Linked DNA regions of Homo sapiens: all the other regions are linked to region 1. The links are chromatin contacts, found by Hi-C or POLR2A ChIA-PET in ENCODE. All regions are on one chromosome and are shown on one strand. Each heading gives the region's core, a stretch centred on a gene start or an enhancer-like site at or near the end of the contact. The rest is flanking DNA. Distances are from core to core; before and after follow the strand shown.

What was found. A loop is a pair of places that touch in the nucleus more often than their neighbours do. ChIA-PET counts read pairs that join two places held with the same protein, here RNA polymerase II (POLR2A). Pooled maps may share reads with other maps.
Region 2: a loop to region 1 is called in a map of IMR-90, with 6 times the contacts of the local background. The contact joins two enhancer-like sites. A Hi-C loop is called at or near these places in 4 of 168 maps with a recorded cell type or tissue (IMR-90, ascending aorta, chondrocyte and 1 more) and 5 of 50 pooled maps. POLR2A ChIA-PET finds 5 or more read pairs at or near these places in 6 of 52 experiments (AG04449, AG04450, BJ and 3 more).
Region 3: a loop to region 1 is called in a map of heart right ventricle, with 2.6 times the contacts of the local background. The contact joins two enhancer-like sites. A Hi-C loop is called at or near these places in 2 of 168 maps with a recorded cell type or tissue (IMR-90 and heart right ventricle), 1 of 37 single-sample maps with no recorded cell type and 2 of 50 pooled maps. POLR2A ChIA-PET finds 5 or more read pairs at or near these places in 3 of 52 experiments (AG04450, HEK293T and PC-3).

What each region holds. Positions count from the first base shown.
Region 1 is chr9:134,490,256-134,493,915 of GRCh38, reverse strand. All of the region lies in intron 1 of LOC100506532 (a long non-coding RNA gene), which reads right to left. Among named protein-coding and RNA genes, the nearest start is that of MIR4669, 110 kb to the right of the region's middle. RefSeq lists an enhancer at 120-742. Within about 2 kb of position 1,505, at least 3 of the 41 ENCODE cell types and tissues checked have a DNase peak (open chromatin) inside an H3K27ac peak, as active enhancers do.
Region 2 is chr9:134,454,953-134,458,776 of GRCh38, reverse strand. All of the region lies in intron 1 of LOC105376311 (a long non-coding RNA gene), which reads right to left. Among named protein-coding and RNA genes, the nearest start is that of MIR4669, 77 kb to the right of the region's middle. RefSeq lists enhancers at 1,375-2,311, 2,312-3,249, 3,593-3,824. Within about 2 kb of position 2,181, at least 35 of the 41 ENCODE cell types and tissues checked have a DNase peak (open chromatin) inside an H3K27ac peak, as active enhancers do.
Region 3 is chr9:134,525,520-134,529,134 of GRCh38, reverse strand. The region is part of intron 2 of LOC100506532 (a long non-coding RNA gene); the gene reads right to left. Among named protein-coding and RNA genes, the nearest start is that of COL5A1, 110 kb to the left of the region's middle. Within about 2 kb of position 2,219, at least 8 of the 41 ENCODE cell types and tissues checked have a DNase peak (open chromatin) inside an H3K27ac peak, as active enhancers do.

The DNA of each region.
Region 1 (3,660 bases), core at 256-2,755:
ACTTGTGCCCAGACCCTTGTCTCGGGGTCTGCTTTGCAGGGACGCCACCTGAGACTAAGGACCCTGCAGGCTGTCCTGACAAGGGCGGTCCTGACAAGGGCAGTGTTAGTCGCATCTGAAAAAGAGAAGAAAACTGCAGGTGGCTCCGGCTGATGGTTTTCCAGAATGAACCACAGATGCGACTGTGGCAGACACTGCAGGTGCAGGGGCCAAGCCCCACCCAGCCTGTCTGAAGGCAGCTACTAACTAGACTTTGTTAAGCAGTGAAAATCCAGGGCAAGGCTCAACAAACGGGGTGCCTGGAAAGAGGCTTCAAAGGGGACTTCACCAGGCAAAGGCAAGGGCAGCCCTCCCGGGGCACTGCCAGGATGCCGCTCCCTCGGTCCGTCTTCCCCCCGTCACCCTGATCCCAGCACCCAGTGCCTTCTCTCATCCACAGGATGGCGGGAGCCTCTGACCTGGTGGTGTGTGCTCTGTCCTCACCCTGCGGTCAGGGGAGCTTAGCCGAGTGGCAGCTGGTGACGTCCCTGCCCCACCTTCATCCCACCCCACACTCTCCACTCACACTTAGAATCCTGCCATTTGCTCCCAGGGTTTCAACGCGGCTGGGCCGCCAGGACTGCTGGGCCAGGGTTTCAGATATTGAAATACTGCCTTACAGGTCAGGGTCAGTACACAGTCACTTCCCCACCCCCATCCCCCAAACACCGGGGTCTCAAAGGGACTAAAGGGTTAACTCCACAACTGGCCCCGGGACATTACTGCAGCCTGGCTCCCAGCTCTCCCTCTAGGGGATAGGGGGGTGGTCATTGTCGAAATCCCCTCGGTGCTTCCACCGTGCGGCCCTGCCCCCGGCCCCACCTCCTCCCTGCTGTCCTGGGTCACCAACTCCCTGGTCTGTGCAGACCCCAGGCACTGGCCCCACTCCCTCCTGCCACAGAGCACAGCCTGTCTCCTCTGTCTCGGAGGCGAGGCTACGGCCCCAGCTCTCCACCTCACTAACTCCTACTCATCCCTCAAAATCTTGACTCAGATGCCGCTTCCTCCAGGAAGCCCTCTCTGACCTCCGAGGCAACTCTGGCCCCCACAGAACTGAGTGCCCGCCCTCTTGGCATGGCCCATGTTACACTCTTGGTTCTCGGGTCACTTGGCTAACACCTCCAGGCTGTTAGCTTGTTGGGGCCGGAGCAGGTTGGGTTGGATTTGTTCTGTTTTGGTTTTTTCCCCGCTGTATCCTCAGCACCGTGCAGGGCACCCAGCCCAGAGCAAGAACCTGGCTAAGGGAATGAATGGACTAGTGAATGGAATGCGGTCCTCACTGGCCCCGCGTTCCCTGCGAGCTCCCCACCCAGGAGGTGTGGGCTCCGCTCTGACTCCGGACTCTCAGGAGTACTTCAGCTGCATGGAGCAATCTGCTCAAAAGCCCAAATGGACTCCTTATCTTAAAGGATTGCACAAAACCCTGGAGCTCGCTTTAATCCCAGCTGTCCATGTAGAGAACACGCAAACCAGCAGTGCTCAGGGCCCCCGGGTGAACTCACTTATCCTTAATCAGCAGCAGATGCTGGGAAGGGCGTGAGCAGGCTTTTCTGAACCATATGGACTGTTTCTTAATGCTCATATTGAAAATTCTTCAGAGGCAGATCAGGCTTTAGCTGGAGGCCTCCTCTTCTTGCGGGTCATGCAGGCTTTAGCTGGAGGCCTCCTCTTCTCTGATCCGGCCTGGTGCTTGGGGTAGGGTCCATTCCTCCTCTGACCTCCCAGCCTCACGGGTCAAGACCTCCAGGGGTAGCCCAGGCAAGGGCCAGGCGAGGGGCACCACCATCAGCCTCCAAGAAAATGCAAGTCCGACATCCCGAGCCCGTGGCCCATTTTCTTGTCAGGACTTGGGCAGAATTTCACCCAAGTTAGCAATGGCTTGTCCTCTGACAATCAGGTGACAAATACTTACCCAGCACCTCCTGCACCGTGGCCGGAGGGCCTGAGAGGCAGGTGGAGGCAGGAAGAAGTGGTCGGGATACTGGAGGGGTTACAGTGGCTCTGGGGTCAGACGTGGGTTCAAACCACAGCAAATCATTTTACCACTGACTCCACAGTCCCCTCATCTATAAAATAGAAAACAAACAAACTCTCCTTTCAGAGAGTCAGCAGACGCACTGCGCCCGGCACCTAGTAGGCCATCCATACGCGGAAATGACTTTGTGATGTACCCCCGTCCAAAAGGCTCTGGGCTCAATAAAAGACAGCCCTGGTCATGGCCACTCCCCCCAGCTGTCCCAGGAGCCAATTTCTGACCACAGACGGATCCTGCTTCTAGCTCAGATTATCCTGCTTCTAGCTCAGATCCCCTTCTTCATCCACAGAGAGAACCCAGACCCAGGATTGCGAGCACGCCGATGAGAAAAGAAAGACAGGAGAGTCAGACACCGAATTCACGGAGCAGGTCACGCCCCAGGAACAGGGCAAAGAGGCTGTCGCTGTTTCTGCAGTTTCCTCTGATAAGAGGAAGCGACGTGGCCCATGTGCTCTGATCCAGCCTGGTGCTTGGGGTAGGGTCCATTCCTCCTCTGACCTCCCAGCCTCCAGTGAGCTCTCGGGCGAGAGGAAGTGGCAGAGCCCCTGACACCCAGAGGCACACAGCACGAGGCAGGATGGTGTGGCACACGCAGAGACACAATAACAGAATACTCCAGCCCCGCCTCTCTCTTTTTGTTATTCTTGGGTATCTTTTTTATATTTTTTTTTTTTAGAGACAGAGCCCCTCTGTCACCCAGGCTGGAGTGCAGTGGTGCCATCTCGGCTCACTGTAACCTCCACCTCCCAGGTTTAAGTGATTCTCATGCCTCTGCCTCCCAAGTAGCTGGGATGACAGGCACCTGCCACCCCACCTGGCTAATTTTTGTATTTTTAGTAGAAACGGGGTTTCACCATGTTGGCCAGGCTGGTCTTGAACTCCTGACCTCAAGTGATCCACCCGCCTTGGCCTCCCAAAGTGCTGGGATGACAGGCGTGAGCCGCCGCACCCGGCCTATTCTTGGGTATCCTTATTGAGCAGTTACTCTGGCCAGATCCCCGGCTAAATGCTCTCCACCACCCCGTATCTCACAGATTCCTCCCAACGAACCAATCTAAGCACCAGGATTGTGCACGTGGAAGGCTCTGAAGTGTCAATAACTTGCCCAGGATCCCAGGCAGAGCAGTGAAGATTTGGACACAGGCCTGAGGCCTATCAGGACACTCATGCAGAAAGGAGGCCTCCATGCCGGAACAGAGGCCCGTCCTCCACACACACAAGTGGAGCCCAGAATCCTCTGCTGATTCTCAGGAGGTTGATTCTCAGGTCCCCACTGCCTGTCTCTTCTAAAGATGGGATGTAATCGTGTCAGAGTTGACTTCACAGTGTCTGCGTCATTGTATACCTGCTACGGTGCAGGCTCAGCCATCTGCAACTTCCATTGTCCCCCTGGAACCCGGAGGGAAAGAGCCCCTCCCTCCATTGGGCATCCGTATATGAACCATGCAGACCTCTCCTCCCTGTCATAGACAAGGCACTGAAGCCCCTAGAAGAAATGGCCACCAGTAGTAAGGGGCTGACTCAAGCATCTACCACATGCTGGCGCTTTGCATCACTGACCCTCTTCAACCTTCCCAAACTGTGTG
Region 2 (3,824 bases), core at 932-3,431, 36 kb after region 1:
CTCTCGGCCCATCCAGGCCAGTGGAAAGTCCAGCAAAGAAGTGAAGCAGCCCCCACCAAACCCTCAGCAGGCAGTGGGAGGGGACAGAGAGCTCCCCGGTAAGCAGAGAGCCAGCAGCTACTTTCCATGGAAAAAATGTCTTAAGGTCCCCCCAGAGGCCAGGAGGCCCCAGCCATGACTCAAGTCTCTGCTGCTGAAGAATCGCTCCCGACCAGACAGCCCCTCGGCCCAGGCAGGCTCCACCCCACCCCCAGCTCCCATCACACCAAGGCCCCATTCCAGGCAGGGCCCCAGTGTCAAACCCCAGGGCCCCACCGCAGGCTCCGTGGCCCTCTGCATCTCACCCTGGCCATGGCGGGAGCCATGGGGCCTCGACAAGCACAGGCCCTGCTGCTCAGGCCCGTCTGCAGAGGCCTCAGCGGCCCACCTGCAGAGTGGGAAGGGGGTCTGTGGGGGGGTTCCCCGTGGGCCTTAAAAGTCCACCAGAGGCTTGACCAAGGTGAGCCCAGAGGGAGGGTGCAGGCCTTGGCCCCTGGTAGACTGAGTGCCAGAGGGCAGGGCCTGGGTCTCAGGGCACAGCACCAGTCAGCTGTCAATAAACACCGGTGGATGCGACTCCGAGGCCTCCGGCAGACACGCTCGTCCACACCATGGAACTGGGCTTCCCCTTCAGGCTTCATTTCAAGGCGTTTCTGAGACTACACCTGGAGATGACAGGACACTACACCACAGTCCAGAGACCCTGTCTGTGACGGCCTCAAGGCAGAAGTACTTGCCACGTGGCAGGCAAACCCTTCCTGCCCTGGGGGTCCCCTTGCACTAAAAAGCCTCAGGGGTCTGGGGCAGGTCTGGGAGAGGCTGTGTCCTTCGCCCAGAGGCCTGGGCTCCATCAGGGTGCAGCACTGTCCCTGGGAAGCCCTTGGACTCTTGGGCAGAGAAGCAGCAGAGAGAACCACCCCAGCTCCTGAGATTTCAGGGCAGGCAGGACCCAGCTCAGGATGACCCCAGGGCAGGAGGGACAGAGATAGTGACCAGAAGCTGGGGACACTGTGAGAGACACAGACCCCGGCCCCACCCCACAGGACACAGAGGGACACAGACCCCGGCCCCACCCCACAGGACACAGGGGGACACAGACACTGGCCCCACCCCACAGGACACAGAGGGACACAGACCCCAGCTCCACCCGACAGGACACAGGGGGACACAGACCCCAGCCCCACCACACAGGACACAGGGGGACACAGACCCCGGCCCCACCCCACAGGACCCAGAGGGACACAGACCCCGGCCCACCCCACAGGACACAGATGGACACAGACCCCGGCCCCACCACACAGGACACAGATGGACACAGACCCCGGCTCCACCCGACAGGACACAGGGGGACACAGACACTGGCCCCACCACACAGGACACAGAGGGACACAGACCCCAGCTCCACCAGACAGGACACAGGGGGACACAGACCCCGGCCCCACCACACAGGACACAGAGGGACACAGACCCCAGCCCCAGCTGACAGGACACAGGGGGACACAGACCACGGCCCCACCCCACAGGACATAGAGGGACACAGACCCCAGCTCCACCCAACAGGACACAGAGGTACTCAGACCCCAGCCATACCCTACAGGACACAGGGGGACACAGACCCGGGGTCCACCCCACGGGACATAGAGGGACACAGACCCTCGGCCCACCCCACAGGATGCTGGGACGATGGAGACACCCAGCCGCATGCTACAGGACACTGTGGAAACCGCTGATCCTGGGGCCATTGGAAAGCAGGGAGCCCTGAGGGCCTGGCCATGGCCCCCCTGCCAGCCCGGACCCCCATAGCTCTGCCTTGGAGTGGAAGCTTAGCTCTAGGCAAGGCCGGGCCATTTCTGTCCAGGAGCCTGTGGGGTCAGATGGGGTAGATGCAGGCTGAGCAGGGGAAGGCACAGCTGGAGCTCGGAGGGCGATTGGGGACAACCCAGCATGTCCAAAGTTAGGGACCCCCTCTCCCAGCTACAGCTTCCCTCCTTCTGGGAGAGACCCCTGTTGGTGGGCTGTCGGGCTGGAGCATGGCCGGCAGCTGGCCCGAGCCATGTTTCGTGGGGTGTGTGTCACCACGCAGTCCGCGAGCTTCATAGTTTCCCACTGACGTCACCGCATGGCTAGAATGTGAAGTGACTGCAAACCCTCAGAGGCATAATTGCAGTTGTCTTTGCAAAGTGAAATCAGATGGCTTTTGCAAACCTCCCCCAGCCCTGCCTTCTCCCCGCGGCTCTCCCTTTTTTTTTTATTATGTTCCTTGGGCCACATCCAGATGTTTCCTGCAACTACAACCCTCCAAAAGTTACACAAAGAGAGCGAGAGCGTGCAGCTTCCTGCCTGCAGGGTGGAAGTGGCGACGTGGCAGGGTGGGGGCGGCCACGTCTACAGGGTGGGCGGGGGCGACCACGTCAGCAGCTGGGGCAGCAGGCTCCAGGCAGGTCCCAGCCCCCTGCCTCCTTGTGCCTGGGGTCTGGGCGCTGAGAGACAAGGCCGGAGGGCCACGGTGCATGAGGGACAGCCCCTTCCGGCCGCTGCGGCCCTGGCCCAGCAGTGGGCCGAGTGGAGACCGCGGCCGGGAAGGAGCAGGGCACCTCGGTCAAGATCAGCCTTTGGGTTCGGGCTGCTCCGGGCGCCACTCCCAGCTGCGCTACTTACACGTGTGGCCTGGGAGCCACGTCTCCACCGGAACCTCTGTTTCCACGGCGATAGGGGTGGTTGCTGGGAGCTTTAATTAAAACCAGTCTCTGTCCACTGCTGGCAGCAGGGAGCGCCTCACCTGGACCCAGGCACCTAGGACAGGTGTGGTCTCGGAAGACACAGCAGAGCCCGACACGGAGGGGCTTACAGGGGAAGGGCCTTGAAGGAGGCCCAGGGTTTCCTGAGGCACAGGCAGGGAAGGGGGGCCGAGGCGAGGAAGCGGCTTTATCAGAGGCCTGGCAGCTGGGCACAAACGCCGTGGGGGCCCAAGGCGTCCCTGAGAGAGACGCACGTGAGGGTCTCTGGAGAAGGAGGTCCGCCATTTCCAGGGAAAGGGGACACCTGTAGGTTTCCCCTGCGGCATCCCTCTGTCCTGTCTGCCTCCCTCGCCCAGAGGATTCCCAACTGTAGGGGGCAGGCAGGGCTGGCTCACGCCTGACCTCAGTCCACAGCCTGTCCCTCTCTGACCTAGGCCATCCCTGGGTGTAGGCACAGTCCCTGGTGGGCAGAGCTGGGAACGTGGACAGGTGGAGACAGGTGTCAAGGCCAGGCAAAGGCTCAGCAAAATGTCTAGAGGGGGTAAAATGGCCCCCGAACCTTCCAAGGGCTGTTTCAGAAATAGGACTTGAAAGTTCGTAGTCAACCCAGGCTGACACCTCCTCATCACCTGCCTTCAGAACCCATCCATGGAAATGCTGACACTGCAGTTCAGGGTCCCCAAACCACCCTCAGGCTCAGGGACGTGCTGGACTGGCTCACAGAACTCAGCCAGGCAGCGATACCCGAGGTCAGGGTTTAGCGCCGTGAAAGGACATAGCCTCGAACCAGCAAACTGGGCATCTCTAGAGGGCAGGGTTTAGGGGAGACCAGACTCCAGCACCCAGGGGTCTTCTCTCAGTAGAGTCGGGCAGACGATGCTCAATTCTCCCAGAATGGTGTGCACCAGCCAGGGGGGCCCAGCCACGCCTCGGGGCTCAGGGTTCCTACTGGGGGTCCATCGCAAAGACATGCCTCACTGCCCGTGTGCTTGGCCTTGGTCTCATCCCCAGGATGATGAGCCGATACAGCACAGCCCAAGGTCCCAC
Region 3 (3,615 bases), core at 970-3,469, 35 kb before region 1:
TGAGAGAACAGTCTGGCAGTTCCTCACAGAATTAAACATAGAGTTAACACATAATCAAGAAATTCAACTTCTGAAATGAAAATGTCCATTCACACAAAAATTTGCACATGGGTGTTCATGGAAGCATTATTTGTAGCTGCCAAAAAGTGAAAATAACCCCCATGTTCACCAATTGATGAATGGATAAATAAAATGTATTACACCCATACAATGGAGTATTAGCCATCAAAAGGCCCAGAGTACTGATCCATGCTACAACAAGAATGAACCTTGAGAGCATGACACTGAGTGAAAGCAGACAGACACAAAAGGCCACATACTGCCTGATTCCCATTATATGAAATGCCCAGAATTGGCAAATCCATGGAGACCAAAAGTAGATTCATGACTGCTGAGGGAAGGAGTCAGGAGAATGTGAATGGGGTTTCCTCTCGAAGGGATGAAGATGTTCTAAGATTATGTTGAGGTGCTGGTTGCACAACCTTGTGAATATGGTAAAAATCATAGACTGGGGACACCTTCAGTGGGTGGGTTGCCTGGGATGTGAATTGTATCTCAACAAAACTGTCCCAGAAAACAGACCACTCTTTCCCCAGGGCTGTCACCCTTCCAGAGATCCAACCTCCTCTTTCATCGGAGACCTGACTCTCCACGCACTACTGGCCCAGACCTTGCCCCCATCTCTAATTCCAGGAGCTGGTTTCGGCAATGATCCCAAGGAGTCCCAAGGGCTCATGGGTCACGCTCTGCTTGGTTTTCAATGCCTGCTTCCTCACCCTCCCTCTCAGAAAGGTTATTTTTTTCTGCAATCATTTATGCCTTTGAGGGGATGTTTGTTGCAATTTGTCCAGATCTTCTAGGTGTTTGGGCGATTTCCACTAGAGCCTCATCACAGGACAAAGGCTTTGACTTGGACAGAGGAGGGCTCAAATCCCAGCTCCACCATGCAGCAGTGTGAAGCCATCAGTGAGTTATTCAATCTCTTCCTTATGCACAGAATGGGGACGCTTCCTCCTAAGATGATTGACGAATGGATAAATAAAATGTATTCCACCCATTTGATGGAGTATTACTCAGCCATGAAGAGGAATGGAGCTCTGATTCATGCTTCAATAAGAATGACATGGAAAACATGATGCCAAGTGAGGAGGCACATGTATCCGCTCATCAGTTGCTCCTTCCTCACAAGCTAGATGCCTACGTGAAGCCTCCTGCACTTGCTGGTGGTTCCTCCTATCCCCAAGGGAAGTCCCCAAACCCTGCTCCCAACGAGCCTTGGTCTTCTGAGACCTTCTGCAATGCATCTCTGCATGTGGCCCTTTCCCCACGGGGCCTGCCCATGGGAGAGGCTCCGATTCTTTTTTTTTTTTTTTTTGAGACGGAGTCTCACACTGTCGGCCAGGCTGGAGTGCAGTGGCGCAATCTCAGCTCACTGCAAGCTCCGCCTCCCAGGTTCATGCTATTCTCCTGCCTCAGCCTCCTTAGTAGCTGGGACTACAGGAACCCGCCACCACGCCTGGCTAATTTTTTGTATTTTTAGTAGAGACGGGGTTTCACTGTGTTAGCTAGGATGGTCTCGATCTCCTGACCTCATAATCCACCCACCTCGGCCTCCCAAAGTGCTGGGATTACAGGCGGCTCCGATTCTCAAGCTGGGCTTCCCGGATGTTCTTCCCCTGAGCAGCTCAGCCCCTCCCTCCCAGAGAGCCCGGCAGCCTCCAGCCCTCATCACCCTTCCTGCACACACAGACCTTCCCTGGCTCCAGAAAGCTTCGGGAACCTCTGCTGCTGCCATCTGATGTCCCCTCTCCATCACCCTGGGCCTTCCACCCTTTCACTCAGTGACTCACCTCCTGGCATGGTTGGACGTTCCACTCCATTGTCCCAGTTCCACCGCCGGACCACCAGGTCTCTCTTCTTAGCTTGTTTCTAGGGCCCCGTCTGGGCCATGCATGGTCCCACAGCCCCGTTCCCCACAAGGTTGTGTGAAATCTCTTGGAGACTCACTGCCTGAAAACGGACTTCCACCTGGAGGAACTCACATTGCTGTCCCCATGAAGAGGGACAAGTGTACGGGGGCTCCCCACAGCGGGGGCTCCCTGAGGGTGGGACTGTTTTGGTTTCATCATCAGTGTCATGCCTCCAGCACAGGGCCTGGCACGTAGCAGGTCAATTTATCTTTTCAGAATGACGGCAAATGGACAGTTTTCTTTTCCCTTTGGCTGCAGGCAGAAGAGGGGGCCGCGAGCCACAGCTCCACCCCACCAGCTGGGAGGACTTGGGCCCGGCTCTGTCTTCTCCTTCTCCCCGCTCTAGTTGGAATTTTCCCCAGCCCAGAGTTGTTTTCTTGTTTTGTTTTGGTTTTGCTTTTTTTTGTCTTTTTATTGCAGGAGAATACATAAAATGTACCACTTTAACCACTTTGCTCTGTGCAGTTCGGGGGCATTGAGTAGATTCCCAAGGTTGTGTAACCATCTCCATGCTCCAGTTCCCGAGCATCTGGCTCAGGGTTTTCCTAGTGTCTTCTCACTTTAATTCTTCACTGTACAGTTTCCCGAGAACCACCTCAAATCCTCATGGAGTGAGACAAGATTTCCACCAATGAATCACTGAGTTTAAAGCATTAAAGTTGGGCTGCTTCAAACCTGTGGCACTCCTGTAAATTCACACTGATACAGGGTGGGTTGAGGGTTCCTGGGGCAGCCTCGACCCCTCGTGCTGTCTTTCTGAATTCTGGCCACCTAGGAACTCCTTCCACAGACACCACCAAACCCTGAAGGCTCCTGTTCTCCGGGGACCCTCCGTGGCGGCGGCATGCCCGAGAGCTGCTTCAGCCTACAGATCCTTGTTTCCTCGGGCAGCACACAACTCTGTCCCCTGGGCTCTGTGCCCTGGTTCTGTGGTTACAAACGATGGGTGCTCAGAAGAGCCACTAGGAGCCTGCCTCCCTGGAAAGGTCTCGGGCCAGGGCTGATCCAAAGGAACCCTCGGGGAGCTCCAACGGCAGCTGTCTGAAGGGCAGCAGCTCCCAACTTCCCGCCGCACTCAGGCAGTCGCCTTTCTCCGCTCTTGTCCTCCTCCTGGCGGTGCCTTTGCCAAACCCTGAGTGGAAACATCTGGGCCACTCCGGCTGGCCCTCAGAGCTGGGATTCGAACACGGTGATTTCATCCTCAGCCGCAGCGCAGGCTGCCGCCGGTCAGCACACTAGACTTGGGCTGCTGTTCTCTGCACCATCCGGCAGTGCTTGGACTCATGGTGGCTCCCAGGAACAGGAGGAAGAGGAGGTCAGTGAACGGGTGAAGTCTTGGTGGCGAAGAGGCACTGCACCCTGCCGCCCATTGGTGCTTTCTTTTAACCTGATTGTCAGTGCCCGGGAGGCTGGGCTCCATCAGGCCTGGGGGAGCACACAGCTGAGAGAAAACCCCACCAGACCAGGTCCCCGACCAGGCACAGCGTCTCCAGGCCAGGAGGCCACGTAGGCCAGAAGACTCTGGGCATTGCCTGTCTACTGTCCAGCGAAGAGCCTCCGTCAAGGAAGGGAAAGAGGTCACCGTATGAACCCCCAGCATGGGGCGGGGCCGGGCTGCATGAGGGCTTTGGGCCCTGTTGACCCC